Regions from separate parts of the Homo sapiens genome. Here region 1 is linked to region 2. A link is a loop called in an ENCODE intact Hi-C map of the cell type or tissue named here. Cell type or tissue: PC-3. All regions are shown on one strand. Links, peaks and the distances in the headings refer to the core of each region. The heading gives the core; the rest is flanking DNA. Region 1 has its middle 75 kb from the start of CWC15. Region 2 overlaps AMOTL1 (angiomotin like 1).

Region 1 (16,155 bases), core at 4,787-12,786, 110 kb before region 2:
TTTGCCTATTTTTAATTGGGTTATTAATCAGATATATCAGATATATTTTTTGCAGATATCTTCTCCCATTTTATTGGTTGTCTTTTCACTTTCTTGATAGTGTCTGAAGCACAAAAGTTTTACATTTTGATGAAGTCCAATTTATTTTTTTATTTTACTGCTTTTGCTTTTTGTGTCATATCTAAAACACTATGGCCTAAACCAAGGTCACAAAAATTTGCTTCTATCATTTCTTCTAAGAGTTTATGAGTTTTGGCTCTTACATTGGGTTTTTGATCCATTTTTAGTTAATTTTTGTATATGCTGTGAGATATGGATTTAACTTCATTCTTTTGCATATGATATCCAGTTGTCCCAGTATCATTTGTTGAGAAGACTCGTCTTCCCCTACTGAATTGTCTTTAACTCTTGTCAAAAATTAATTGACCATAAATACAAGGGTTTATTTTTAGATTTGCAATTCTATTCCATTGACCTACATGTCTGTATTTAGGCCTGTAACACACTGTTTTGATTACTATAGCTTTGTAGTAACTTTTGAAATGAGAAGTATGAGTCCTCCTACTTTTTTTCTTTTTCAAGGTTGTTTGAACTGCTCTAGGTCTCTGGCATTTTTATATGAATTTTATGGTCAGCCTGTCAATTTCTGCAAAAGAAAACCGTAACTGGAGTTTTGATAAGAATAATATTGAATCTGTAAATAAATTTGGGGGTACAGACATACCTCATTTTTTTGTGTTTCATTTTATTGCACTTTGCAAAGACTACATTTTTGAATGCAGTTTTTTGCCACAAATTGAAGGTTTGCAGCAACCCTGTTTTGAGCAAGTCTATTGGTGCCATTTTTCCAACATGTGCTGACTTCCTATCTTTGTCACATTTTGGTAATTTTCACAATATTTTAATTTTTTCATCATTATTATATGTGTTATGGTGATCTATAATCAGTGATCTTTGATGTTACTATTGTGATTGTTTTGGGATGCCATGAACTGTGTCCATTAAAGGTTACAAACTTTAATAAATGTTATGTGTAAATAACATCTATTAAATGTTAAAACTGGTTCCAATAAATGTTATGTGTGTTCTGATTGTTCCACTGACCAGCCATTCTCCTGTTTCTCTCAATCTCCTTTCAATATTCTCCAGGAATATTGAAATTAGGCCAACTAATAAGCCTACAATGGCCTCTAAGTGTTCAAGTGAAAGGGAAAGTTACACATCTCTTACTTTAAATCAAAAGCTAGAAATGATTAAGCTTAGTGAGGAAGGCATATCAAAAGCCCAGACAGGCTGAAAGCTAGGCCTCTTGTGCCAAATAGTTAACCAAGTTGTGAATGCAAAGGAAAAGTTCTTGAAGAAAATGAAAAGTGTTATTCCAGTGAACACAAATGATAAGAAAGCAAAACAGCCTTATTGCTGATATGGAGAAAGTTAGTGGTCTGGAAAGAAGATCAAATCATCCACAGCATTCCCTTAAGCCAAAGCCTAATCCAGAGCAATGCTCTAACTTTCTTCAATTCTGTGGAGGCTGAAAGAGGTGAAGAAGCTGAAGGAGAAAAATTTGAAGCAAGCAGATGTTGGTTCATGAAGTTTAAGGAAAGAAGCCACCTTCCTAACATGAAAGTGCAAGGCAAAGCAGCAAGTGCTGATGTAGAAGCTGCAGAAGTTATCCGGGATATCTAAGATAACTGATGAAGTCATCTACACTAAACAACATATTTTCAATGTAAACAAAACAGCCTTCTATAAGAGGAAGATGCCATCTAGGACTTTCATAGCTAGAGAGGAGAAGTCAATGCCTGGCTTCACAGATTCAAAGGATAGACTGACTCTCTTATTAGGGGCTAATGCAGCTGGTGACTTTAAGTTGAAGCCAGTTCTCATTTGCCATTCTAAAACTCCTAAGACCCTTAAGAATTATCTTAAATTGACTATCTGTGCTCTCTCAATGGAACAACAAAGTCTCAATGACAGCACATCTGTTTACAGCATAGCTTACTGAATATTTCAAGCCTACTGTCGAGACTTACTGCTCAGAAAAGGAAATTTCTTTGAAAATATTACTGCTCATTGACAATGCACCTGACCACCCAAGAGCTCTGTTGGAAACATACAAGGAGAGGAATGTTGTTCTCATGCCTGCTGACACAACATCCATTCTGCTGCCCATGGATCAAGTTCTAATTCCAACTTTCAAATCTTATTATTTAAGAAATTCATTTTGTAAGCCTATCACTGCCATAGGTAGTGATTATTTTGATTGTTCTGAGCAAAGTAAATTGAAAATCTTTTGGAAAGAATTCACCATTCTAGGTGCCATTAAGAACATTCATGATTCATGGAAGGAGTTCAAAATATCAAAATTAACAGGAGCTGGAATAAGTTGATTCCATTCAATCCTCATAAATAACTATGAGGAGCTCAAGACTTCAGTAGATGTAAGTGTGCAGCTTTATTTCTGAGTTTTCTATTCTGTTTCGTTGGTGTATGTGTCTGTTTTTGTACCAGTACCATGCTATTTTGGTTACTATAGTCTTACAGTATAGTTTGAAGTCAGGTAGTATGATTCCAGCTTTGTTCTTTTTGCTTAGGATTGCTTTGGCTGTTTGGGCTGTTTTTGGTTCCATATGAATTTTAGAATAGTTTTTTCCTAATTCTGTGAAAAATATCATTAGTAGTTTGATAGAAATAGCATTGAATCTGTAAATTGCTTTGGGCAGTATGGCCATTTTAATATGATTTTTTCCAATCCATGAGCATAAAATGATTTTCCATTTACTTGTGTCATCTCTGATTTCTTTCAGCAGTGTTTTGTACCTCTCCTTATAGAGATCTTTCACCTCCTTGGTTAGCTGTATTCCTAGGTATTTCATATTCTTTGTGGCTATTATAAATGGGGTTGTTATCTTGATTTGAATCTCTGCCTGGACATTATTGGTATGTAGAAATGCTACTGATTTTTGTACATCGATTTTGTATCTCAAAACCTTACTAAAAGTATCAGTTCTAGTAGCCTTTTGGCAGTCTTTAGGGTTTCTAGATATAGAATCATATCATCAGTGAAGAGAGATAGTTGGACTTCTTCTTTTCTTATTTGGATGCCTTTTATTTATTTCTCTTGCCTGATTGCTCCGACCAAGACTTCCAGCACTATGTTGAATAGGAGTGGTGACAGTGGGCATCCTTGTCTTGTTTTGTTTCTCAAGGGGAATGGTTCCAGCTTTTGCCCATTCAGTATGATGTTGGCTGTGGGTTTGTCATAAATGGCTCCTATTATTTTGTGGTATGTTCCTTCAGTGCCTAGTCTGTTGAGGGTTTTTATCATGAAAACATTTTCAATTTTATCAAAACCTTTTTCTATATCAATTGAGATGATCATATGGTTATTGCTTTTAATTCTGTTTATGTGGGGAACCACATTTATTGATTTGCATATGTTGAATCAGTCTTGCATCTCTGGAATAAAGTGTACTTTATCATGGTGTATTAACTTTTTAGTGCTGGATGGTGCTGCTGAATTCTGTTTGCTGGTATTTTGTTGAGGATTTTTGCATCTATGTTAATCAGAGATATTGGTCTGAAGTTTTCTATTTTCATTTTGTCTCTGCCAGATTTTGGTATCAGGCTGATTAGGGAGGAGTTGGAGAAGAGCCCCTCCTCCTCAAGTTTTATGAAATAGTTTCAGTAGGATCTGATCTTCTACAAGGCTGACAGAAACAAGCAATGGGGAAAGGACTACCCTATTCAGTAAATGGTGCTGGGATAACTAGCTAGCAGAAGAATGAAACTGGATCCTTGCCTTTCACCATATACAAAAATTAACTCAAGATGGATTAGCAATTTAAATGTAAGATCTCAAACATAAAAATCCTAGAAGATAACCTGGGAAATACCCTTCTCAACACTGGCCTTGGCAAACAATTTTTGGTTTTCCTCAAAAGCGATTGCAACAAAAACATATATTGACAAGTGGGAAATAATTTAACTAAAGAGCTTCTACACAGCAAAATAAACTATCAATAGAGTAATAACTAACAGTAAACTATTGTTCTATCAACCTACAGAATGGGAAAAAATATTTGCAAACTATGCATATAACAAAGGCCTAATATCCAGAACCTTTAAGGAACTTAAACAATTGAACAAGCAAAAACCAAATCATCCCATTAGAAAATGGGCAAAGGACATGAATAGACAGTTCTCAAAAGACCACGTTCAAGCCGCTAGCAAAACATGGAAAAGTGTTCATCATTGCTAATCATCAGAGAAATGCAAATCAACACCCCAATGAGATACCATCTCACACCAGTCAGAATGGCTGTCATTAAAAAGTCAAAACACATACTGGTGAAGATGCAGAGAAAAAGTAATGCTTACACACTGTTGGTGGGAATGTAAATTAGCTCAGTCACTGTGAAAAGCCACTTGGAGATTTCTCAAATAACTTAAAATAGAGCTACCATTCAACCCAGCAATCCCATTACTGGATATATACCCAAAGGGAAATAGATCATTCTACCAAAAAGATATATGCACTCATATGCTCTTCACCACACTATTCACAGTAGCAAAGGCCTGGACTCAACCTAAGTGCCCATCAATGGTGGATTGGATTAAAAAATGTAGTACATATACACCATGGAATACTATACAGCCATAAAAAGAATGAAATCATGTCCTTCACAGCAACATGGGTAGAGCTGAAGGCCATAAACCTAAGTGAATTAATGTAAGAGGAAAAAACCAAATACTGCATGTGATTACTTATAAGTGAGAGGTAAACATTGAGCACACATGGACATAAACATGGGAACAATAGACAATGCAGACCACTAGAATAGAGAGGCAGAGATGGGGGTGTGGGTTGAAAAGCTACCTATTGGGTACTACACTCACTGTACATGTAGCCTCATATCTAAAATAAAAGTGGAAACTAAAAAAAGTAAAAGACTTCGGTGGAGGAAGTCACTGAAAATATAGTGGAAGTAGCAGGAGAACTAGAATTGGAATTAGAAGTGGAGCCTGAAGATCTGATTGAATTGCTGCAATCTCATAATACAACTTGGATAAATGAGTTGCTTCTTATGCATAAGCAAAGAAAGTGGTTCCTTGAGATGGAATCTGTTGGTGAAAATGCTGTGAAATTGTTGAAATGCCAACCAAATATTTAGAATATTATATAAACTTAGTTGATAAAGCAGTGGCAGGATATGAGAGGGTTGACTTTGATTTTGAAAGAAGTTCTACTGTGGGTAAAATGCTGTCAAACAGCGTGACATGCTACAGAGAAATCTTTCATGAAATGAAGTCAATCAATGCAGCAAACCTCATTGTTGTCTTATTTTAAGAAAATGCCACAGACACTCCAATCTTGAGCAACTACCACCCTGATCAGTCACCAGCCATCAACATCAAGGCAAGACCCTCAACCAACAAAAAAAATACAGCTTGCTGCATGCTCAGTTAATTAACATTTTCTAGCAAAGTATTTCTAATTAAGGCATGTACGTTGTGTTTTTAGACATGTTATTACACACTTAGTAGGTTAGAGTGCAAACATAACTTTTATATGCATTGAGAAAACAAAAAATTTGTGTGACTTGATTTATGGCAGTATTTGCTTTATTGTGGTGGTCTGGAACCAAACCCACAATATCTCCTTGTATTGCCATCTTAACAATTTTAAGTCTTTGGATCCATAAACACAGTACATTTTCCTATTTATTTAGGCCTTATTTAATTTCTTTCAACAATGTTTTGTAGTTTTCAGTATAAAAATCTTACAATTATTTTGTTATATTTATTCCTAAGTAGTTTATTCTTCTTGATGCTATTGTATATAGAATCATATTCTTAATTTCATTTTCAGCTTATTTATTGCTGGTATATAGAAATACTATCAATCTTTGTATATTTATCTTCTATCCTGCACCTAGCTAAACTCATTTGTTAATTTTAATATTTGTTTTTGTGATGGTGGATTACTTAGAATATTCTATATACATGATCGTGTCATTTGTGAACAAAAATAATTTTACTTCCTTTCCAATCTGGATGTCTTTTATTTCTCATTCTTGCCTGATTGCCCTGGCTAGAATACAATATTGAAGAGATGTGGCAAGATCTATCATTCTTGTCTTGTCCATAATCTTAGGGAAAAAGCATTTATTCTTTCATCATAAGTACAATGTTAGCTGTGGACTTTTTTTTTTTTCGTAGTTCTTACAGGTTGAGGAAGTTTCCCTTCTATTCTGATTTTGTTTAGTGTATTTTTCATGAAAGGGTGCTAGATTTTGTCAAATGCTTTTTCTACATGTATTTAGATGATCATGCTGTTTTTGTCTTTTGTTCTACTGATATGGTTTATTACATTGATTGCTTTTGAATTTTGAACAACCTCGCATTCCTAGAATAAACCTCAGTTAGTCATGGTATATAATCCTTCTTAAAGGTTGCTGAATTTAGTTTCCTAGTATTTTGTTGAGGATTTTTGCCTCCATATTCAAAAGCGATATTGTTCTGCAGTTTTTTTTTTTTCTTGTGATGTCTTGGTCTGGTTTTGGCATCAGGGTAATACTAGCCTCATGGGATGAGTTGGGAAATGTTCCCACCTTATTCATTTTTTGGAAGAGTTTGTGAAGGATTGGTATTAACTCTTTTTTAAATGTTGGGTAGAATTCATCAGAGAAGGCATCAAGTTTTTAGTATATTCACAGAGTTGTGCAAAACTCACTAGAATTTAATTTTAGAGCATTTCTGTCACTCCCCAAAGAAACCCTGTAGTCACTAGCAGTAACACCTCACTTCCCTCAGCCTCAGGCAACCACTACTTTATTTTCTCTCCTTGTAGATTTGCCTATCCTAGACATTTTATATAAGTTAAATCATATAATATGCAGCACTTTATGACCAGTTTCTTTCACTTAGAAGACTGTTTTCAAGGTTCATCAATCCGTGTGTCACTACTTCATTCATTTTAGCTGCTGAATCGTATTCCACTGCATGAATATACCACATTTTGTTTATCGTCTGTTGAGAGACATTTGGGTTGTTCTCACATTTGCCTATGATAAATAATCCTGCTATGAACATTTGTGTAAAAGTTTTTGTATGGATTAGCAATGTTTTGTTTTTAAAATGATATTTGCAGCAGATTTTTATCTAGCACTTTAGTTGTTTTCATCAGCTGAATTGCCAGAAACATAAATCAAATTTTGCTTTTCTCACTGAGCTTGTACTACCTAATTGGAGCAAGGAATGTGGTCAAAGGATGTGGTGGCCTAGCATAAAGAGAATCTCTAGCAGTTTCATACCTGAGGGCTTTATGCAGGGGAATACAGGACCCTAAATAAAGGAACAAAGAAATCCATCCATCCATCCATCCATCCATCCATCCATCCATCCATCCATCCATATACTTCATTCATTCATTAACTAATAGTTTTTGAGCATCTACTGCATATGGGCCAGGCCCTGTGTGAGGGAGGCTGAAAATTCAAATGAATGTAAGACAGACCTGGTCTCTACCTTCTGAGAGCTTACATTTTAACAGAAAACAACCAAACAGGCAAATTTCCACACAGTATGATAGCTACAATGCAAATGGAAGAACAGGGGCCTATGGGAGCAAAGAGGAGGGCTCACCACCCAGTGGGGAGAGGGCCGGAAGTCTTCCCAGAGGCAATGGGAGCTACAGAAGAACTTCAATTGTGTATTGGTGAGGTAGGGGGTTGATGTGGGGGTGAAACTACCCTGCAACATTGAGTTCTTTATCTAGGAACCCTGATGGAGCAATGAATTTCAAAACCCGGGTCCATCTTTTGATAGAACTGCCCAAAATGAGTTTAACACGGTGCTTGGCAGACACAGAACAGGTGCTCTGTGTGTGTGTGTGTTTGTGTGTGTGTGTATACACACATATATACATAATGAATCCACGGTAAACCTAACTGTACACCCACCCCAGTTCATTGTAATCTAGGTGTCTTCCTAGATTTGCAAACCGCTGATAAGAGATTTTTCTTTTTCAAGAGCAGAGATGAATTAGAGAATATAAAGCTTGTTCTTCAAATCAGTTATCTAAACTGCAGGGCTGTCCAGTAGAAATTTCTGTGATGACAGAAACGTTCTAGACTTGTGATCTCTTACATGATAGTCACTAGCCACAAGTAGCTACTGAGTGCTTGAAATGTGGCTAGTGTGACCGAGTCACTCAGTTTTAAATTTTATTTAATTTTAATTAATTTCAATTCAAGCAGTCAGATGTGACTAGTGGCTACCGTGTTGAATAGAACAGCAGAAACACTGTTGCTACTAAAAGTGCATTATGAATGCACTTTTCAAAGAGCTTTACCTCTCTTATCCCTTATTGTCACTTGATCCTCACAACAGTCCTGTGAAAGATGTATACCAGGCACCATTCATCTCATTTTACAGATAAGGAATCTGAGGCCCAGAGAGGTTCCCAGCTAAAGACTGATCTGGGCCTGGAGTCCTGGGATCCTGAACAATTAAGGAGACTGGTGTTCTTGCCCTCCAGCCATCAGAGGATGACTGTAAGGCCCAAATAATGTCTTGTCTCATTGCTATGAGTGTATAAAGGATTGAGCAGATGCCTGGAGCTAGCATTGGAGTAGCAGAATTTCCAAGTCCAGATCCTAGGGAGAATGGTGGTCATTCCCATGATGGGCCACTAGAGGGGGCTTGCTGCTCTAACACGAGGTTATTTCTTTTTAGTTATTACCTTTATAGTTCAGGGTGCCAAGACTTTGCAGCACATCTTTTCAAGGTGGAACAGATGGTTAACTTCTTGGCAATATTTCTATGTCATTTGCAGATGTTGGCTCAAAAATACCTTTCCTTGAGGTCCAAATGTACTGATTAAGTTCAGTTTTTTGGCCTAAAGTTATTTAGAGGCAAATTTCCAAAATATCATTAAGCCTTACCAGCCATTTTCTGAAAGCAGGCTTGAATAGGAGGAAAAAAGAACAAGTGAGTAATGGGAAGAGGAACAGAGTTGTGAAGAGGTAAAATTTATGGAAAAATTAGGTCACTGAAAAAGGAGAAGAGGAAAATGAAGATAAGCCTTATTATTAGTTTAATTCCTCTTTCACTGTAACAAGAAAAACACACAAGAATTTAAAGGCACTCCAATTATCTTACCTGTGGCTGGATAGGGAGGACTGCATGTCCCCCTGGGACAAGGCCACAGTCTCTGATTTTTAATACTTCCATCTTATCCCAAGAGGAGACACTCTCCCCCAGGACTTAAGCAACACTTCTTGCCTATTTTCCTGTTCAAAATTATAAACAAGGTAGACAGGGAGGCAACACTGCTTGCATTCTATCAGAAACTGAGCCTTGGATTGCCCGATGACCTGCCCAAGACCACTGAGCTAGTAAATAGGAGAACCAGATTTACAGCCGGGTCTATGTGACTTAGCCTGACAATGTACAGTTGTGCAGGTTATTCTCTATCTAGTAGCAGGAAGTGACATGTACATAGGTATCTCCATATATATATATATATATATATTCGCTATTTTCCAGCAAATGGCAATCAACTGACTTGAGGGAGGAATACCCATTGTCTAATTTGCAAAAGATACCATTTGAGCTCTCAGTAGCCCTGGTATGGCTGCTGTCACTCCTCTATCCACAAGGAAGCGAAGCTATGACAGGCTGTTCCAAAAGCCCAGGAACTCAGCCTTGAGGGCTGCTCCTGCTCAGTCAGCGTCCTCATGCACATTTGTGCAGACTAATTTCAAGGTCTACTGAGAACCTTCTGACTCCAAGCCAGGCCTTTGGGTACGGAAAGAGGCTAGAGGTCAGAGAAAGATGCCATTGGTGAAGAAGAATTTGAAAAAAAAAAATCTACCAAACAAGAACAAAAAATCCACTCCCTCTTGACCAGGAAGGAGCAGAAGCACAGTAGGGTGACAAAAATACATGGACTCTAGAGCCAGCCAGACAGTGGGTCAAATCCAGGCTCCGTTACTCACTAGCTGGTTGACAGGCAGTGAGTCACCTTATTTCTCTGAGCCTGTTTCCTCATCTGTAAATGATGGGTGGTTGGCTGCATGCTCTTTCAAAGGTTGTTGTGATGATTAAATGAAATAATACATGTAGAGGATCTGACATGGTACCAGGCATGGTCAGGGTTTTTTAAAATTCAGCCACTGTATTGCTATTTGATGTCAGGTCAGCAGTCAGAGATGTCAGCCTGGAGGGCTGGGCTGGGGATAGAGAAGTCGCAGACGTAGAGCCAAGAAACCCTCTGCATTCCTGGTTGTAGCCCAAAGAGACTAGGCAGCTGGGGGAAAACTGGCCATCCACGCATCCCACCCTCAATTATTAACAGGAGGGTTTGGGAAGAAATGATCTGATATGGGTGCTAAGCATCCCTGCAAGTTTCCACTAGATATGCCAAGAACACAAGTCCCTGAGTGCTCTTTACCCAGATCATTTCTCAGAGTTGTGTTTGCAGCCAGCAGTCTTGAGGGATGAGGTAATGTCTTCCTTTGGACAACGAGCAGGCTTGCTTACCACTCATTATAAAAGCAGTAGATTTCTTAAACTCAGTGTCCCTCAGCAATAATGCAAACTCACTGCATGTATAGCATCTACCAGGGGCCCCCTGCATTGCCCTGTATGACTTGGGGGAATGGAAAACTGATGCCAACATGGTACTCATGCTGCTGGCTATGTTATGAATAACAAAGAGACCTAGGAGTATCATGTCTTCCAAAAACATTCATAACACATTAACAAACTTGCTTATTACTTTGGAAGTAGGGTAAAATTCCAGACCCTGATGGGAGACTTTCAGAATCTTCTGGTTCAGAGGAGGGACTACAGGAACTTGTCATTTAAAAACTTTTAATTTTGAAGTTGCATTTGACTATCAAACACATGAGGGGTTGGGTAAAAGAAAAAGAATTTATTGAAATCTATTAAAATACCTGCCCCTCTCCCTAAAAGTCCCCTTTGACATTAACATAGCCTTGGATGGGACTTTATGAGTGCAGGCAGGCAGGGGAGTTGGATCAGGAGTTGTACCCCTGGTCAGGCTACCAGCTCTATCCTACAGGGTGGCTTTGGCTTGAGGGGTGGGGTGCAACAGTATATTAATGATGGAGTATACAGTTTCTCCTACCTCCTGGGAATAGAGGGCTGAGGCTGAGTGGCTCAAATTTTAAGAGATTTCAAAATTAAGTTACTGATCTTTAGTATTATTAAAGAAGAGCTGAAATTGGGGATTTTAAGTCACAAACAACAAGGATCTTCTGTTTCTATTTTATTAACCATGTTGTATGTATACTTTGCTGGTAGCCCCCTCAATTCCTTGTGGAAAAGATAAAAGATAAAAAACAAGCAAGCAAGATCAAGATGGCTGATGGACCACCCAACACTTGCCTTCTCTACAAAGAAGGATCAAACAACAAATAGATAACCACACATTAAATACAGCATCTAAGAATTCAGCAAAGAAGAGATAAAGACACTCTGAGGCATGGAAACTTGAGATGTATAGGATGGGAAGTAAAGCAGCCAGCCAGAACTGGCTTGGAGCTGAGAGCCCCCTGCCCCCTTATTGCAGGAAAAAGGTAGGCAGGAGATCCCCAGCAGTCCACATTCCCACCACAGACACCTGAAATCCTGACTACAGGAGAGCGCCACAGCCCTCACAGGCCCTGAGCCTGATATAGGGAGCTTCCCGGACTCCACATGACTGCATTGCCCCAGAGTGGGAATCTACATCAGGTGCCCCTCACCCTTTGGGACCCAGGCTGCTACAGTATGGTACAATTTTAAGAGCTGAGCCACCACCAAACTTCATCTTGACCTGAGCCCCAATAGCCCCCTGCCTCTCCACACCACTGGGACACCAATGATATCCACCCTATCACTCATCCAAAGAGCTGCAGCATTATGACACTAGCTGGACCCAGTGGTGAATTTGTGTTGCTGGCGTCTAAGCCCATTCAGTGCCCTACCTCCTGGGTAACAGGTGGTCCAGCACATCAGGGAAGCTGCCCACAGGATATAGGAAGGCAAAGCATGGGCTCCTCAGAACCCGAGAGCCACTTGCCTGGAGCTACCACTGCTAGCAGTGATCCTGCCCCCTGCAGTGTCAGGGCTACTATATGCCCACGTGTGCCCCACCCGGGACGAAAGGATAAGCCTGCCCAGGGGCCCCAACCCCAGAAAAATTACCTGATGGCTTCCACAAACACAGACTAAGCCACTGAGGAGCTCGCAGACACCACTGATGTTGGATACAGCCAAAGAAATCATACAAAGACTATACTACTGTGTTCACCCAGAACCAAAACCAAAGTGCCCCAACCAACCAACACTATAGATACATCTATGGGAAAACATCTTTTCCTACAAAAGCTACTCCATCAAATTGGAAGAAGTGACTGTTACACTATATGTGCAGATGTCAACATAAGGACACACAAAAAAATGAAAATTCAAGGAATATGACACCTCCAAAGGAACATAATTCTCCAGTAACAGACCCCAAAGAAAAGAAAATCTATGAAATGCCTGGAAAGGAATTCAAAATAATAATCCTAAGGAAACTTAGTGAGATATGAGAACACAGGTAGATAATACAAAAAAAAAAACATGAAAACAACTCATGATCTGAATGAGAAATCCAATCGAGATGTATATAATTTTTAAAAAACCAAGCAGAATTTTGGAGCTGAAGAATTCAATGAATAAAATGAAAAATACAATGGATAGCTTCAACAATATACCACATCAAGCAGAAAAAAATTTCTGAACTCACAGTTCTTTTGAAATAACCCAATTTGACAAAGAAAAAAGAATAAAGAAGGCCTACATGACATATAGAACACCCTTATGCAACAAATATTCACATTTTGGGAGTTCCAGAGGGAGAAGAGATAGGAAAGTGCATAGAAAACCTATATAATAAAATAATAGCTGAACAGTTCCCAAGTCTTCAGAGAGATACATCTAAATACAAGAAGCTTAAAAGATTCCTAAATAGATTCAACCCAAAAAGGTCCTCCCAGAGGCATATTACACTTAAACTATGAAAAGTCAAAGACAAAGAGGATTCTAATAATAGCAAAAGAAAATAATCAAGTCACATGTAAGAGAATTTCCACCAAACTAACAGCATATTTCTAAGAAGAAACCTTATAGGCCAGGAGATAATAAAGTCAAAGTGGTTTTTGTTTTGTTTTGTTTTGTTTTTAAAAAAACCCTGCCAGCCAAGAATGCTACACAGAGAAAGCTATCCTTCAGAAATGAAAAAGAAATAAACTCTTTTCTCAGACAAAAACTGAGGGAATTTAACACCACTAGACCAGTCCTACAAGAAATGCTTAAGTGAGCATCTGGAAACAAAAGAACAATATCTATCCTCATGAAAACACACAGAAGTATAAAACTCACTGGTAGAACAGATATACAAGTGAGAAAAAAAGAATCAAATGTTATTATTATAAAAAACTACCAAGCACAAAAGATAAACAATAAGAGGAAGAAAAAGAAAATGATATGCAAAACTATCAGAAAATAATTAACTAAATACAGCAGTAAGTCCTCATCTGCCAATAGCAACCTTACATGTAAATTGTTTAAAGCTCTCAGCTAAAAGATATAGACTGGCTGAATGAATTTTTAAAAAGCAAGACTCAACTATATGCTGACTGCAAGAAATTCACTTCACCTGTAAAGACACACAGACCGAATGTGAAGGGATGAAAAAAGATATTCCATGCAAGCAGAAAAAAGTGTGCAGGAGTAGTTACGCTTATATCAGACAAAGTAGACTTTAAATCAAAAGCATAAAAAGAGGCAGAAAAGGCCATCATATAATGATAAAGAGATAAACTCAGCAAGAGAAGATAGCAATTGTAAATTATGTGCACCCAACATCAGAGCACCCAGATATATAAAGCAAATGTTATTAGAGTTAGAGATACCTCAATACAATAATAGTTGGGGACTTCAGCACCCCACTTTCAGAACTGGTTAGCTCATCTAGACAAAATCAACAGAAACATGAAACTTAAACTGTACTATCAACAAAATGAACCTAACAGACATTTATAGAACATTTCATCCAACAGCTGCAGAATACGCTCTTTTCATCAGCACATGAACATTCTCTAGGATAGACTGTACGTTAGGCTACAAAACAAGTCTCAACAAATTTTTAAAAACTGAAATTATATCAAGTGTCTTTTCAGACTACAATGTACCAAAACTGAAAATCAATAATAAGAACTTTGGAAGTTGTACAAATAATTAAAAGTTAAACAACGTGCTCCTGAACAACCAATGGGTCTATGATGAAATTGAGAAAGATATCAAAACATTTCTTAAAACAAGTGAAACTAGAAACACAACATACCCAAACCTATGAGATACATCAAAATCAGTACTAAGAGGGAAGTTCACAGCAAATGCCTACATCAGAAAAGTGGAAAGATTTCAAATAAACAAGCTAACAATGCACCTCAGGGAAGTAGAAAAAAAAGAACAAACCAAACCCCAAATTAGAAAGAAAGGAATTATAAAGATCAGAGAAGAACTAATCAAAAAAGAGAAATAGGAAAAAATGCAAAAAGATACATAAAATGAAAAGTTGGTTTGCTGAAAAAATAAACAAAATTGAAAAATCACTAACTAGATGAAGAAATAAGAGAGAAGGCCTAAATAAAAAACATCAGAGAAAAAGGAGACCTCATAACTGATACCACAGAAATACAAAGTTTCATCTGAGACTATTATGAACAACTGTATGTCAACAAATTGGAAAACCTAGAAATGGATAAATTCTTGGGCAAATATAACCTACCAAGATTGAACCATGAATAAATAGAATATGTGAACAGACCAATAATAAGTAACAAGATTCATTCAGTAATAAACAGTCTCCCAATAAATGCCCAGGAGTGGACGGCTTTACTGCTGAATTCTATCAAACATTTAAATAAGAAGTAACGCCACTTCCTCTCAAACTATTCCCAAAAAATGAAGAGATAGGAATTTTTTTTTAATTCTACAAGGCCAGTATTACCCTAATACCAAAACCAGACAAAGACACAATAAAAAAGAAAATTACAGGCTAATACCCCTGATAAACATAAACACAAAAATCTCCAATAAAATACTAGCAAACTAAATCCAGCAGCACATCAAAAAGATAATACAACATGATCAAGTGGGATTTATCCCAAGGAAACAAGGGTGGTTCAACATACACAAATCAATAAATGTGATACATCAGCAGAATGAAGGACCAAAATCATATGATAATCTCAATAGATGCAGAAAAAGCATTTGATAAAATCCAACATTCTTTCATCTTAAAAAAATTCTCAGAAAATTAGGCACATTAGGAACATACATCAGCACAACAAAAGCCATATATGACAAGCCCACAGCTGACATCATACTGAACAAAGAAAAGGTAAAAACCTGAACAAGACATAAATGCCTATTTCCACCACTTTTATTCAACATAGTAATGAAAGTCCTAGCCAGAGCAATTAGGCAAGATAATAAAATAAAGTGCATCCAAATTGGAAAAGAATAAGTCAAATGGTTCCTCTTTGCAGACAACATAATCTTACATATAGAAATACCTAAAGACTCTACCAAAAAAAAAAACAACAACAACACCTTTCAGAACTGATAAATGAACTGAGAAAAATTGTGGGATACGAAATCAACATACAAAAATAGTATTTCTATATACTAATAACAAATTGGCTAAAAAAGATTTCAAAAAGGCAATCTCATTTATAATAATTATCAAAAAAAGACTTAGGAATAAATTTAACCAAGGAGGTGAAAGATCTCTATAATGAAAATTACAAATCACTGATGAATGAAATTAAAAAGGATGCAACAAACTAATACATGAACAGAAAACCAAATACCACGTTCTCATTCATAACTGGGAGTTGAACAATGAGAACACATGGACACAGCGAGGGGAATAACACACACCAGGGCCTGTTGGGGGGTCGGAGGGTGAGGGGGTGGAACCTAGATGATGGGTTAATAGGTGTAGCAGACCACCATGACACATATACACCTATGTAATAAACCTGCACGATCTGCACATGTATCCTGGAGTTTAAAGTAAAATAAAAA
Region 2 (16,155 bases), core at 5,267-13,266:
CCACTCTACGGGTTCCAACTCTCCTTGCCAGCCATTTAGACATGCTGAATGGCCTCTCAATATCTCTTGCCCCTGGCTCCTTCTCCTTTCAATCCATATTGCATTATGACCTGTCTTCCTCTGCCAGATTCAAACTCCCGGGAGCAGAGAGTTCTGTTTGTTATATTTATGTGTTGCCTCCCCAGTGCCTTGAACCCTGTCCTGATACACAGAAGGCGTTCAGGACATGATTGTTGAGGAAATGAAGGGAGTTTACACACTGGTTCCTGAAGCTCAACTTTGATCATAAGGCTCTCCCTGTCACCCTTACCCCCAAAATCTCACCTCTGTGGCTTCTCTGAACCTCTCTCCTCTGAAAAATGGAGAAACTTTCATATCTGCCTCATAGGAATGTATGTGAAATAAACTGAAATTTATCCCTTACCGTCAAAGAATCAATATTGTAACTGAGATATAAACCCAAAGTTCAACAGCAAAAAAATTTTAAACAATAAAAACAAACTATTAAAACTCTACACAACATGAATTGCCAAATATTTGTAATAAACCATTAACTACCCAAGGAAAGACAGATCAATGTGGGTTGGACTGGTCTGCTCTTTCACTCTACCATATTTACTGAAAACGTGTTATAGTTCAGGCATTGGGACAGGTGCTGGGGTTACGAAAGTAAAGAGGACACAGTCCTCCCCTCAGGGTAACTGATCTGAAAGACTTAATGGAACAAGCACATTCAAATAAAAAAATTTTAAAACATTTTAAAATAAAATGAATACAACTTCAAATCAAAATATATTTCCAAAGGAGAATGATGTATTTGGATGAATAATAAAGGAATAGATCTCAACAAGCATGAAAACTATTGAATTCCCCTTTCACTGAAGTAAGAGAGAGATGAGTTATAAGCATATTTAGCAAGAACCATGACATCCTTCCCTAAAGTGGTTTAAAGATTCCCTCACAGTTTAACCAGTCTCAAAAGCCCTCAAAAAGAGATAGGAAGTTTTTACAAAGGAGACAGCTCCTTCCTTGCTATAGTTCTGAATTACTTCTTTTAACTTCTAAATTATTTGCAAAAAGAGATAAAAACAAAAGCAGAGAAGGAAAAAAGAAATGAGATTCTGAGAAAGGGGAGAAAAAAGTATTTAGGAATCAGAGAAAAACTGAAAATAAGTGGTATAATTCTGAAGTTCCTACATGTTTAGGTATGATGCTCTCAGACAGAGTCACATATTAGAGTAAAGCAGTCTATTAACACCATAGCAAAACATGATTAAAAATAAGGCATCTATGAACAGACAATCAATAATCCAATATGATGATTTAAAAAACAAGATTAGAGAATAAACATCTGAATTATGCAAAAGAGCTAAAGATGAGAAACGTAAGATCATTTTGCTTTTCCAACACAAGTGCCGGTAAAAGGACTTACCAACTTTTTCCCTGATGCTACTGGTTGCCTCCACCGTCAAAGCAGATGTTTCATGCCTCCCAGAATAGAGCTGAAAGTCTGGGGAAAAGTAGGTGGAGTCTTCTAGAACCTGGACAGGACTACTGGGGCTATAACAAGCAGAAGGGGACCCTGGGGGAAAGAAAGCGAAGTGAATATGAGTGCCCATCAAGTCCTCCTTCCTTCCTGTGTGACTCACAAGAACCCACCAGGCATTCTCCCACAGTGTTTCAACTTGGCAGAGGGAGCTCTTTCTTTTTGATTCATAAAATTCCAAAGTTACTATTCAGAATTATCACAAGTCCAGCCACCCACCAAAATGACCCGTGAGGTCAACATAACAGTCCTCAAGACACACTGAGTGAAGGCGCAAATGCTCTAATGTTCTCACACAACCCGGTTCCAAGGGTTGCAGCAGCACCAGCGAAAGTCAAGTCCTCTGCGGGACTGAATGTGTCACAAAGTTCTGAATGGTCAAGGTTGAGGACAGAAAGGAGGGAAGCAGGGAGGCCACTGAAGGAAAGCAAAACAGGAAGAGCAGCTGTCTTTCAAAATACATAAAAGATACAGAAAGGAGTGGTCATTCTGCCACACCATGTGTTAGCAAGAGAATGTGCTCTCTGCCCCACTCAAAGACTTCTGGAGTCTAATGTTACAGTGTGGAGCTGGGGCAATGGGGTCTGGTCTTCTGCCAAGCACTGGCCTTTCAGCTCCAGTTTATCTGCTTCACACACAAACTGGAGTGTGCTTCCTGTTCCAATTAAATGTGACACTGTGTTCAGTCCTTCAGTCACTGAACATGAGATAGTACTACAGTAACACTGATACCGCACACACAACATCCATGGGAACATTCAGCAGGACGGGCCCAGGCTGTTTTCCCTCTCTGCACTGATTCCTCTGCATGGGCACCAAGTTTAAGGCTCTTTTCAGCTAAAGTAACTTATTTTACTCTGGGGAAAGAATCATAGTACTTTTTTAAAAATTAACATCCTTGCTCAAAAGAAAATTCCATTAAAAGAAAAAATCCTGTTTTTCAGCAATGGCTTCCAACTGGTAATTTGAAACTTCTCACTAGGTTTGTTATCTACCCATTTCCCACAAGGCCATAGCTAGTGGTAAGTGACTAATTATTGATACCAAACGACCATAAGATGGGAATGTCCTCATCTCCTTCCTGAGTTTCTTTGCCTCAACATATGAAACAGTATTTGCGTGTGTGCTCACATGTATTACAGGCACATTTTGGACTAGAAAGAGAAAGGATTCTGACAAGAATTTTTTTCTTATAAATTAAAAATAATGTAGTTGTAATGCCCACTTTAAAGATGAACATAAACCGAGTACGGATGATACTATATGAAGATCAGTCTAAAACTACAGTTCCAATGCATGACAGTATCTGTCAGCCTTCTCCTTTTGGCCAACCTACAAAGACTAACCTGAAAAGAAACTCAGCCCCTTTCCGGGCATCATCCTCTACGTCTATAAATCTAGAAGCCTAGGGCTAAAATTAGGAATCATGGATGACCTGGATGCAAAGGCAAGTCCTAATCTGGCTTCCTCTTTCAGGCAGGTGGAAAACAGTGGAAAATGAAAAAGGTACAAGGTGCAATTCTGGCTGCACATTAAAATCACCCAAGAAACTTTTAAAATCTCTGTACCCAGGAACCACCCAGATCTATTCAATCAGAAGCTCTGAGGATAGGGCCTAGGCACCTGTATTTTATACAGCTCTTCCAACAATTCCAATGTGGAGCGAAACTGGGGAAGCTCTAAGCAAGAGGGAGAAGAGCAACAGAAAAACTAAACCCCAAAACACCTTTCTGTGCCTTCATTCCCATCCCTCCTACCAAATCAGAGTAAGAGAGGAGTTGAGAGCCCATATGCTTCGATCAAAGAAAGTGTGATGTTTTCTTAAAATAGACACTGAGTCAGGAATGCCATGTGCCAGCATATTACAACTTCAGATGATTCTATCTAGTCACATGACTAAGAATGTTAAATGAAAACAGAGCAAACTGATAATAAAACTGAGGTCCAACTAAAATATATATGTGTGTGTGTATATATATATGAATATGTGTATAAAGAAGAGTGTAGGGCTGTGTGTGTGTGTGCTTTCAATGTGGAGCTCAGTATGGATCCCAGCACTAAGCCATTCACTGTCACTACAATGTCAGTATGAGTTACTTTTCCACACTTTATCTCATGGTCTGCTAACTAAGAGTGGGTTTAAGAACTCCAAACCACAGAACACTACAAAGAGGGCAATCCTTGAAGCAGGGCCGGAGCACAGAGGACACCAAAGATATGCCTTTTCCCTTCACCACTGTTTCCTCAGTGTCATGAAAGAACTAAAGCATTTCACACACCCCCACACACACCTGAATTCACACTGAAGGACAGGATGCCTAACTATTAAGACATGTCAAAGATCACTTAGGACTTCTTCACACACACCCAGGGTCCTGCACGTCCACTGAGTTACACTCCCACTGCTGCTGACCACTCCTCAGTGCTGAAGAAAGGCTGGAGAGCAGAGCAGATGACAACAGACCCAGCAGATGGACATGCCCAGGTACCATCCACTCGTCTAAAGCCAAGAGACAACCAACCGGCTGAGCTGTCCCAGCACTGACACAGCCTGAAGGAGTCACTTTATTTATTTATTTATTATACTTTAAATTCTAGGGTACATGTGCACAACGTGCAGGTTTGTTACATATGTATACATGTGCCATGTTGGTGTGCTGCAACCATTAACTCGTCATTTACATTAGGTATATCTCCTAATGCTATCCCTCCCCCAGTCCATGTCAGTGTCAGGCCCCGGTGTGTGATGTTCCCCATCCTGTGTCCAAGTGTTCTCATTGTTCAATTCCCACCTATGAGTGAGAACATGTGGTGTTTGGTTTCCTGTCCTTGCGATAGTTTGCTCAGAATGATGGTTTCTAGCTTCACCCATATCCCTACAAAGGACATGAACTCATCCTTTTTTATGGCTGCATAGTATTCCATGGTGTATATGTGCCACATTTTCTTAATCCAGTCTATCATTGATGGACTTCTACTAGGAGTCACTTTAACTGCTAGCTTTCTCACTTGAAAGACAAGGAAACGTGACAGTAATGTGAGTCACAGAGTCTACCCCAGATTCCGGGGCCACACAACAAAAATTTAACAGAGGTCGCAGTTCCATTCTACATGTACCTAATCCTTCCCTGCCTATTTTAATTCACTGTCTTCACTGGGAACTCCTGCAACACAAATTGAGTCTACTTTCTTAGGCAAAATGCAGGGCACATGATCTAAGCGACAAGGTCAAGGATATCTGAAATGAGGAATTGGAAATAAACCTATGGCATGAGAGGGACTGCTGTTTTCTATGTCAAAAGTTCATGGCCAGGAGCGAGAGCTGGGAGAAACCACAGAAGCCTCCCAGATACCATTACCACCCAGAAAGCCCCTGCAGAGCCTGGCTCGGTACCAGGGGCTGAGCAATGGTGCCAGTTTTTAGGGGAGCCCACAGCCTGCCAAGGACCCCCCTGGCTTTACAGTTGTTCTGTGTACAGTGTAGCTGCCTGTAGGGGCTTCATAAAGACCATTCCCATACAAGCACTTCTGGACTTTGTAGGTAACTTTTAGATATCTCTTTCAAACCAGAACCTTATCTAAGAATCACCACTCACAGCTTTAGTATGCATAGGGAAAGTGGCAAAAGCAATGGAAAACAAGCTAAGGTCTGAGTAAAGGAGTCAGCTCTCTGGGGAGTCTCCCACTGGGGAGGAGAAAGTACAGTGCCTAGGGCCCTTAACCTGAAGAAAACCTAAAGATCTGTTTTTGCTGCACTCCACAAAGGATGAAATTCTAACATTCTAGTTTAAGGGTACAACATTTCTGCCTTATGTTGCCTATGACCCATTTCACCAAGAATGGCTCCTTTTTCTTAACAAAATCTGCACGTCATTTGTCAACATGAAAACTCCTTTGCTTCTCTCTCTTTGAGCATGACTGCTTTTTTGGCTTGCTTTTCTGAAGCACTGAAAACTTCCTTCCCATATGGTTTTATGCATTGCTTTCTTTGTAACAGAGGCCTTTAGCTAATGTGACTCTGAGCAAGACTATTTTCCCTACTCAAGAGTGGCAATAACAACGGCTTCATTGTTGAAGGGAAAAAAAATGAATTAAGGTGAATGAAGTGAGTTGTCTGGGGGAGGCAAGAGGAGCAACAGAAACCGTGGTGAGCCACTCCTCTGATTCACCTGCCACTGGAACTACTAATTCCCAAGGGTCAGTTCCTGAATCTGTCCACAGGCCATTAATACAACAGGCTCAAAGTCTCCATGAGGTTTAAACCCTGGAGGACGTGAAACTGTCATTCCGCTATCATACAATACACACAACTAGGAAGTCCCTTGTCCTTAAATTCCACTGCCGGCATGCCACTCCCTTACACATAATGATTTGGACTATAACTTCAGGGTGGAATTTTTGTGGTTTTCAAGGCTGTCTCTAAACAGGGCCCCCTTTAGCTGTGCATAGTCCTGCTGGTCCCCTCAGCATCCCAGCATCCTGTGAACATGTCATCCTCATTCTCCAAGTGCCACCTTCTGGCTTCACATGCACCCCTAACTACTCTAAAGTTCATCCTAGTAAATGTACCTCTTCAGTTTACCGCCTCTAGAACGCCTCTCAACACCATCCCCCATGCCCTGACTGATCTCCCTTCCCTCAACTGTCACCACACTTATGATCTGAGGCACACAAAACTTGTGGTACTTAAATTTCACCTGCCTAGTATTTTGCAGTAGTCATTTAATAGGCTGGTGTTATGGCCCTGGTGAAGTCATTACCCTTTGAAGACAGGCAGTGTACTGTGTACTTGCTAATTTCTGCAAGCATGTAGCATGTAAGACATATGCTTCTTACTACGTGCTGACTGATGGCAAGAACATGGCGGTATTCTCTGGAATGTTCTCAGTACCAAGTAAGAGTTAAAGAAAAGACAAAGATCCCTCCAAAGCCAGTCTCTATGAGAATTCCAGATAATTCCTTGTACCTTTCAGCTCCGTAAGATGAGGGGGCCCTTACTCTCCCCTATGCAGCAAATACTAGTGCTTTCAACTCTACAGGCCAGCGACCCATTCCTCAAAGAGACCACTAACTGCAGAACAACTCCCAGGTGTTATGTCACCAACGGGCAAAGCTTTCTGCCAGCTACATGTAATCCAAAACCTCCTAATGATTTAAAAACAATTTCACTGTCTAGATTACAATAACCTCCTATAACTTTATAACAGAGATTTTAACCACAGCAACAAACAATTCTGTGGCTTCTATCTTACCTTTCAAAGAGCTAAGGAATTTGCTGAGTGTGCCAGCAGCCTCAAAGTTAAATGTAAGCCATCAAGCCTTCTGATTCCGGCAGAACTCGAGGTTTTTCTAGGGAGCCGAATACTCCGCTCAAGGAGAAGGATACCCTGGAAACAATGTTTTCAAAAGGGCTGGAGAACCTATGACCAGTACCTGAAAAATAAGGGCCAGCCTGTTTAGGAGTCCTCATGTGAAACCAAGCCAGCTCATCTGGATTAGCTGATTCACAATCTTAAGGGCAGCACTGACAGGCAGCAGTGCCTCCTCCAAACACCTGCATGCAACACATGTTTTTAAAAAGGAAACAGTGCCGGGCACGGTGGCTCAAGCCTGTAATCCCAGCACTTCGGGAGGCCGAGGAGGGTGGATTACTTGAGGTCAGGAGTTCGAGACCAGCCTGGCCAACATGGTGAAACCCTGTCTCTACTAAAAATACAAAAATTAGCCAGGCATGGTGGCGGGCACCTGTAGTCTCAGCTACTCGGGAGGCTGAGGCAGGAGAATCACTTGAACCCAGGAGGCAAAGGTTGCAGTGAGCCAAGACTGCGCCACTGCACTCCAGCCTGGGTGACAGAGCTAGACTCTGTCTCAAAAAATAAAAATACAGAAATAAATAAAAAGGAAACAGTAAGCTCCACCACTAAACTAAAAGCACTCCCTGGAATATGCTTTCTCACTCTCTTTTCCCCCAAGCAACCATTACCTGAAACCCGAGGTTTGGAGTTGGGGGTTGAGGGGTGGGGTTTACAAGATTCCCAACCCCTACATGGCAGGTCTTTTGAATGGGCATCAAACTTGAATTCTAAACCCTGGACCAATCCATATGTTCCAGAAAACAAGTGAAATCAAGACCCCGACACCTATTTAACTTAGACTCTCTCTGAAAGTGGAATGTGTGTTGAATAACTTCAAACTTGTCTGAAGTTTAACTTTGTAATGCTTACTTAAAAATCTTTGAGATATTATCAATATAAACCAAAATGCAGAGCACATGCTTAACCTTTAAAGTAACAATTGAGTCCAAGAGATCACTGTGAGTGGAGCTATAAATAGCAAGAAATGAGTAAGACTGTCCTTGGCCCTTAGGATTTTACGATTTGGTTCCAGAGACCAACGTGCACACAACTACCCATTTTTATTGCAAAGTATGTTAAAGGAACATACTGCTTTGGAGTTCCATGAGTAATCATTACTACCTGTTGACTGACGGAAGGGACATAGAGCTTCAGTGACAAGGAGAAAGAGATATGTGGGCTGAAATTGAACCGGAGGGAAAATGAGGAGGATGTTAATCCACTGTGGGGTGTGGAGAAGGTGGTAGTGAGGGAAGATCGGCCCAACATGGGAAAAACAAAAGCATAGGACTGGGTTATGAAAGTGTTGTCTCTTTAAGGAATAGAGAGTTCAGCGTAGCTTAGTTATGGGTAAGGAGAAGGGGGTTAAAAGCATGAGTACATTATTTTCCTAACATGTTAGAGCTGGAAAATAAATTAGAGATTAGGTAGTTCAACTTCCAACTATTACCTACCATGTTCCCTTCCTGATAGTCACCTAAGTAAATCCTTTCAATGTTAGGGAACACTGAACTCACTGTCTAAGTCTAGGGGCAGGTTCTATCTACCTTCCATTACAGAAGCCAACCCTGTTCCAGCAGTTAGAACGACCTAGGCTCAGTCAACTGGATGTGCACTGAATCTTGAGGAAATGATGCAAGGACAAAAAGGTGTTGATAAACTACCTGCGATAGCACTATCCCCTGGAGTCCAGGAGCAGCAGCAGTCTCTATGGTGACCTCACCCTAACAAGACAAGTAGCGTATCTCTGGCTGGGTTCCCAGTGGCTATCTGCCTAGATTCCTGCCCATTTTCTGAGCCTTCCAATTAATTTGTGAGCTGCCCGATATATTTCCAATAAATTTCTCTTTTGCTTAAGTTACCCAACGTCACTTTGTGCTTCTTACAATCAAGAATCTCTGATAGACTTATTTTTTTAAGCAATTGTTCTGATTCTCATTCTAGTACAGCATTTTGTTTTGTATCTTTTTTTTTTTTTTTTTTTTTTTTTTTTTTTTTTTTTTTTGAGACGGAGTTTCGCTCTGTCGCCCAGGCTGGAGTGCAGTGGCGCGATCTCGACTCACTGCAAGCTCCGCCTCCCGGGTTCACGCCATTCTCCTGCCTCAGCCTCCCGTGTAGCTGGGACTACAGGCGCGCGCCACCATGCCCGGCTAATTTTTGTATTTTTAGTAAAGACGGGGTTTCACCGTGTTAGCCAGGATGGTCTCGATCTCCTGACCTCGTGATCCGCCCGTCTCGGCCTCCCAAAGTGTTTGTTTTGTATCTTAAGTACTACATGACTTAGCACTATCTGCCTGGAATTATAGTAACTCATGTACATTGCCCTACCTATCCTTGGCACCAACCTTGTGCAAATACCTGTGAAAAAGACTTGTAGTTCCCCGATGTCTTCTTCATCTAGAGGGCCTGTCTACCCTTACAAATCTATGAAACTTTTACTTTGGCACATACTAAATGCTAAAATATATACTAATTATGAGAAAGTCTTTTGAAGCTCTATTCTAGTGCCACTTCCTCCAGGGAGTCATCTTTCCCTCCTCCCCCCAATTTCTATATGCTACTCAGTGCTCCCCAAGCATTCTATGCATACTGATATCATAATGTATTAAATTGCCTGTGTATTTAGTTTCTTTCCCACCCCTCCCCCCTTAACTCATAAGTTTATAACAACAGAGACTGTGTCTTATTCACCTTTGTATCTCCAGTTACTAGCAGAAATAAGATCACAGCAAGTACTCAACACATATTTATTTTACCAATGAATCGTCTGCATATGTTCCTAGTACCGAAGAGTTTCTGACACATCATGTGGACTCAACAAATACATTAGCTTAATAGATATATTCAGATACATTTTAAAATAACTAGTTATAAGCATGTTCTTACTACAGAGCTTAGCTCAAAGTTAAGTTTGCCTTTTTTAAGGCCCTTCAAACTACTCAGGAAACGAAGGTAAAAGCTGTTGCGGGGAAAAAGAGAAAGCCACCTAGTGCTGAAACAGGTTAATTACAAGTGTGCTGTGATCCAATTGCACAAAGGCTTTGTACATAATGTTAGAAGTAACATCTTAAAACTTAAAGTGTAATAATAATAATAAAAAAGAAAAAAAGAAAAAAGAAAAAAGAAGTAACAACCACACAGGGATTCTGTAGCTTGAGCACAAACTCACACTTCAGAGAAAGGCGTGCTCCCCTCCTCCTCAGCCCCCACAGGCAGGTCCTGAGCCCACAGGACTGTGCCCTAAATGCGGCCCTTGCTTGGGCTTCCTCCGCAGGTCTGGGCACCGGGGCAGAGGCAGGAGTCCTCTCTTCTCACTTGCGGTAAATAAAAAAAGGAATATTCCCAGTCCCACCTCTCACACAGAGTCACCGTGAGAATGCAGTGGCAGTATCCATAATAAAAAGGCTTTCTCTACAAAAATAATTTTTAAAATTTAGCCTTTAACATAAAATCCAAAGGTCCTTAAATATCTTGACTCAAATTGTATATAGTAACATTATAATATATATTTTATGTTGATATATTTGTTGCTTAACTTATCTAAAACAAAAAGACTGAAAGTACCTGAACTCGAGATTCTTTTCCTCAGATAAGTTTTAATAAATAAACCCTATATTTAATTAAGTTACTGAAATTTAAATAATCTTTCATCATAACCTGTTTGTTTATACCTATATAGAAGTAAGTATCTCAGGACCACAGTAGTATTCTTTTGGGTGGCTCTGGCACACACTGTGGTCCCACTGAGAGTGAACAAGTATTACCAGCATGTAATACTCAATGCAGACAGTAAGTACTTAATATTTTTTGAACAAAGGAAAACAAACAGGATAGAAAGCTTTAAAATAACCCTCCAGACATGAAATGACAATATGTCTGTATAATTATGCTCTGCAAAGCTCCCTCTCTCACTCCCACTAAGAGAAAGGAGCAGTTCAGATACTTCCTGTCTGCCACGGATTCCTCCAGCTTTCCGGACCCTATTAGTGTGTATTGTTGCAGATGAGTGACACTGGGATATCTGTCAGGCAGCGGCATCCCACAGGGACTGGGACTCTCTCAAGAGGCAAGCACATTGCTTCTAATCACACTCACCCAGCTCCTAAATCAATATGCGTTCATGAATGAATTACATAATTTAAACAACCAATATCTCCAAGAAACTAAACATCCCTTAAGTAATAAAGAGTATAACCAATAAGAGCAGGAGCTACCATTTATTGAGTGCTTATTAGTGCCAGGATGTTATAAAAATCATATTATTTATCACCACTCACTCCCATTTTGTTGATAGTGATACTGAGCTCACAGAGGTTACATAATGCCCAGAGTTACAAAACCAGCCAGCAACACTGCTCCTCCAACAGAAAAGCTCTTTTGACTACACCATTCTGCCCTCCAAAGACCCCTCAATAAATGCAAACTAATTGTAAGTCTTTTTTTTCCCACCAAATTTCTTAGATTAAAATTAGGAGAGTTGTAATGAAATATTCTTAACTTGTGGATAAAGGGGAAAGGTCCTGGGAAAGTTTATTTCTCTCCATGTATGAGGCAGAGAAGGATCCAGAACCATTCTCTTTGTGTTATTTTTTATAAAAGCTTCAGGGAATAACAGGGCACTCCCTGCCAAACACCAGAACACCAAGACAATTGATGAAACCACCCTTCCTCATCACTTCCATCTGGCTGCATATTATTTTCTTTTCTTTTCTTTTTTTTTTTTTGCACATTATTTTCATGGCTGTGTTGCCACTTTAACAATGAATCCCAAACTTACAGTGTGTCAGAAACACTCATGGAGCTTGTTAAAAACCTCACTTCCAAGTCCCCACATCAGACCTGCAACACTGGCTTCACCACAAGTATAGACCAGAAATGATGTTTTTGGACCATCTTTTACAGACAATTTGAATGCAGTCAGGTTTGGGAAGTTTGCACTTCTCTGCCAATATAAGCTCTTACACAACAAACATATACACTCCTGAAAAGTTGTGGTAAACTGAAATTTTGTAAATAAATCACATTTTAAGTACAAAATGTGTTGGATTTAATAAATCCAAAAAATAATGGATAAGTAAAGGAGATTAAACTCTTTCTAGAACTAACCAACCAACCTGCAATAATTCCTTTAGTAATGTGAAGAATACTTCCTATAATTTATTACTTTTCAATAAATTCAGATTTAAAGTCAGTAGTTTTAGTGTCCTATATTTTATATGTGCAAACCTGAATGACTGGGTATGAGAATATGGCTATTTCAGTCACATCTAAAATACTGTTAAACAGAAAAAAGGTGATTATATTAATAACAAAAACTATACACTCATTTCAACAACATGATGAGATAAAGCTGTGAAAATGCCTAGCATACCATACATAAATGCTTGATAAATCTGAAACTCAAAAATCCTCTGCTAAGAATGGGGGGATAATCCTCATAAAGTTGTTATGAGGATTTAAGTGAGTTAATGTGAACCAACTACACACTAGTTGGTTGTAGTGGCCAACTGCAGCCAAAAAGTCCCAGTAATACAAGCAGCTATCTAGTTATAGGGAAGAAAGACACAGAAAGAAACATTACTGAGCATGACATGCTACAAGCATTATCTCAGGTAATCCTCATATTCCTGAGAATTAGGTTTCTTTTTCTCCTTTGTACTATACAAAAACAGGAATGACAGGCCCTGGGTCACAGGGCTCATAGCCATAAGGCTAAGAGGCAAACTCAATTTTGACTGCTCCAAAGCATTCACAGAAAAAAAAAAACAAAACAGATACATGTGATAGTAGGAGTTACAAAGGATCATGGGTCGTTGGCAGCAAAAGGCAGAATTATTCACTCATCCATTTGTCCATTCAGTCATTCATTCCACAAAGATATATGACAGTGAGCATCTGCCATGGGCAAGACAGTGCTAGATATAAGACCCAAATCTGAAAGTCTATCAAGAGAGACAAACACATAAAGCAGAAAACTGTCTAACAGTGCAGAAATAACAGTATCAAGGAAGTGTGGAGTGGTGAGCTGGGATACCAGTGCCCACATTCATCTCAAAGCACACACACAGGATCTAGAACTGTGCTTGGGGCTATACCTACTTCTTTCTCCTCTCTGACCTTCTTGTTTTGGCTCATGATACCCCTTAAAAAATCTGTCTAAAGCAACAGAACTTCTCCCTAGGTCTAGAAGGTTGTACACACATATATTTCGTGTACAATTTCATGGAGTTCACTACAAAGCCCAGTGTAGTAACCCCTAATTTATCATCAGCCATGATGCTGAGAGGGAGACTAACAGGGAAACATGCTGGAAAATAAAATTTCTAGGGACAAATCAACTACAGGCAAATGGACGTAACCAAATACTGCTGGGAATTTTCTATGTGGAGGGTATTGTTCTGTTCTGAACAATTTGTATTAACTCACTCAATCCCCATGAGAACTATATGATGATTATCCCCATTGTTCAGATGAGGATACTAAAGCACTGAGAGTAACTTGACTAGTGCCATACCATCAGTAAAGAATAAAACTATGATTCAACCCCAGCTAGCCTGGCTCTAGAGTCTATGGCTTTTGCCACTGTAGCAACAGTGCCCAAACTTTTTGGTTTTAGGATCCTTTTATACTCTAAAAATTATTGAGGACCCAATGAGTTATTGTTAATGTGAGCTAAATCAATATTTAATGCATTTGAAACTGAAGCTTAGAAAGTATATGTTAATTCATGTAAAAATATCAATAATAAAGCCATGATATGTTACATAAATATTTTTATGAAAAAAAAGTTTTAAAACGAAGTGAGAATTTTTTTATAATTTTGCAAATTCCTTTAATATCTTGCTTAATATAAGACAGCTGGATTCTCATATCTGCTTCTGATTTCAATCTGTTGTTATATAATTTTTGATTGAAGTAAATGAAGAATATTTGTCCTCATACAAATATGTAGTTGGCAAAAGAAAGCGTATTTTAATAGCCTCTTCAGATAATTGTGACTATTCTGTGAAACCACACCAAAACTCAACAACTGGCATTTTCTTGAAGGCAATTGCAACATAAAATATGAAACCCTGCCAGTGGTCTTTTCATGGATACTCCTCTGTACTGTATTACATTAAAATCTATTGGCCTGTCTTTCACTTTGAAGGGAGTTGTTATTTTTTACATATGAATGTAACATCATATGTGGTCATCTGGAAAACAATGGTTCAATGAATTATAGAGATCTTCCATACATTGAAACATTTCAAGTATATAATATCAACAAAATCCCATTTGTTAATATACCATGGATTTCAATCATCAGAAAAGTCTTTTACATATTGGGAAGTTGTCCAGTTCACGGTGGCAGATACAAGTTTCCAAAAATTCCAAAATTAAAATTTCACTTGAAAGCTTGAGTTTTATCCAATTCAGCAAATAGTAGTTTTTCTTGAAGTGACAAGTTCCCTTTATTTATTTTGGAGAAAATATCTACCAAATGCCCAAGCCAGAATAACCACAGTTTGTCAGTTGTTCTTTCAAGTAAATATGGATTCCATGAGAAAAGCATCTAGTTTCATATTTACATCACAATTCCATCACACAAGGGGTTTTTTCAGTTTGCAGCGGAAGCACTTCATGTATCTTCCCATTTCATCACACAGGATGTTAAAAAGACATACTCAAGGTTTGAGATTTAATATAATCATCTGTACTGCCTCAACTAGAACATTCCTAAGTGGAAATGAGCTTTTTTGTTATTCTGAGTATCTGACTAATTGACTGACTACTACCACTGTCTTGATTCATGGTGAGAGTATGTCTTAGCATTATTATGAAGATAGTTTTTTTCTTTTTTTTTTTTTCTTCTTTTTGAGACGGAGTCTCGCTATGTCACCAGGCTGGAGTGCAGTGGCACGATCTCGGCTCACTGCAACCTCTGCCTCCCAGGTTCAAGCGATTCTCCTGCCTCAGTCTCCTGAGTAGCTAGGATTACAGGCATGCACCACCACACCCAGGTAATTTTTGTATTTTTAGTAGAGACGGGGTTTCACCATGTTGGCCAGGATGGTCTCGATCTCCTGACCTCGTGATCCACCACCTCGGCCTCCCAAAGTGCTGGGATTACAGGCGTGAGCCACCGCACCCGGCTTATTATGAAGAGAGTTTTTAGGTCTCAGAGACCTCCTCCCATAGGGTTCCACAGAACATACTTTGAGAAACGTTGTTCTAAATGACACAGCCTCCCCCATGGGGAAAGTCCAAAAGATGTAAAAGTCAAGGAGAATTTTAAGATGAAAATGCTGACAATCAATTGTAACTGAGAATGAGTTATCTCCCTGCCCAGGCAAAGGAAGATGGCCATGGCCCCTGGAAGTCAGTGAAACCTGAAAGAGGCCCTTTGATATAAAGCACTGCTTGAACTCTATTAGTCAGGCGAATGGACCCCTGTTGGTTAAATAAAATGCATCTGGAGAGAGCTAGACGCCCACCCAGAAAACACCTGCACAAGAATGCACCTTCGGGTCCTTGAGGAATTCTTATGAAGGGGAATATAAGCCAACAATGATTATTTCACTAGGGGAAAAAAAGGCTCCATGAGATTAGTTTTAGGTGAGGAGAAAAGAAATTGCAATAACTTGCCCAGCAGGAAGTCAGGTGATCCTGGACAAAGGGAAGGATGTTAAGACATGATGACTGAAGGGGAAAGAGAATGATGTTGTCAAGCCAAAAGACCACACTATTAGAAAGATTTAAAGAACAAAAAAAGATAGAGGAGAAAATATCCACCAAGCAGGAAGAAAGGACATGCCATACTTTCTGTTTTTGTTTGGCAAATCTGCTTTTTAAACAATGTAAGAATCCTGGCTCTGCTGTTGATGAGCTATGTGAACATAAACAAATGGTTTAATTTCTTGGTACCCATTGCCTTATTAGTAAGTGAGAATAATAATAGGGCCTACTACATAGGGCTGTTACGAAGATTAATTGAGACAACAGAAAGGGCTATTAACAGTGTTCCAAGCACATAGGAAGTGCTCGGTAAATTTTAGTTTCTGTTCATGAAGACAGGAAAAGATAACAGGAATCACCCCCGTAAAGTTCACTTTCAAGAGATGATCAAATCAGTGAGCTCTTTAAAATAGAACAGCAGCAAGATGCTCAGGCAGATAAGAGATGAAAGCTTTTAGAGTTTTGTTTAGGTCAGACTATTCAGCTAACAAACTATGCTAAAATTACATTTTCAACTTTCCAAGAATTTGGGATGAG

Evidence for each region. Peaks named below come from ENCODE experiments on the same cell type or tissue, not always from the same donor. Only the 100,000 strongest peaks of a DNase experiment are listed, where the experiment ranks them.
Region 1: a loop joins it to region 2, with 8 times the contacts of the local background. A loop is called at or near these places in 24 of 110 quality-filtered maps.

What each region holds. Positions count from the first base shown.
Region 1 is chr11:94,890,005-94,906,159 of GRCh38, reverse strand. No RefSeq gene overlaps it. Among named protein-coding and RNA genes, the nearest start is that of CWC15, 75 kb to the left of the region's middle. In PC-3, for the core only: CTCF peaks have their summits at 8,495 and 8,705 (motif pointing right); DNase peaks (open chromatin) are centred at 8,689 and 10,029.
Region 2 is chr11:94,780,438-94,796,592 of GRCh38, reverse strand. It overlaps AMOTL1 (angiomotin like 1), which reads right to left. Exons shown (of 13, transcript NM_130847.3): 2 at 1,433-1,582. Among named protein-coding and RNA genes, the nearest start is that of AMOTL1, 20 kb to the right of the region's middle. RefSeq lists enhancers at 6,736-7,236, 7,237-7,737. In PC-3, for the core only: CTCF peaks have their summits at 9,641 and 9,841; DNase peaks (open chromatin) are centred at 5,762, 7,972 and 9,872; H3K4me3 peaks cover 1,023 bases; H3K27ac peaks cover 4,701 bases.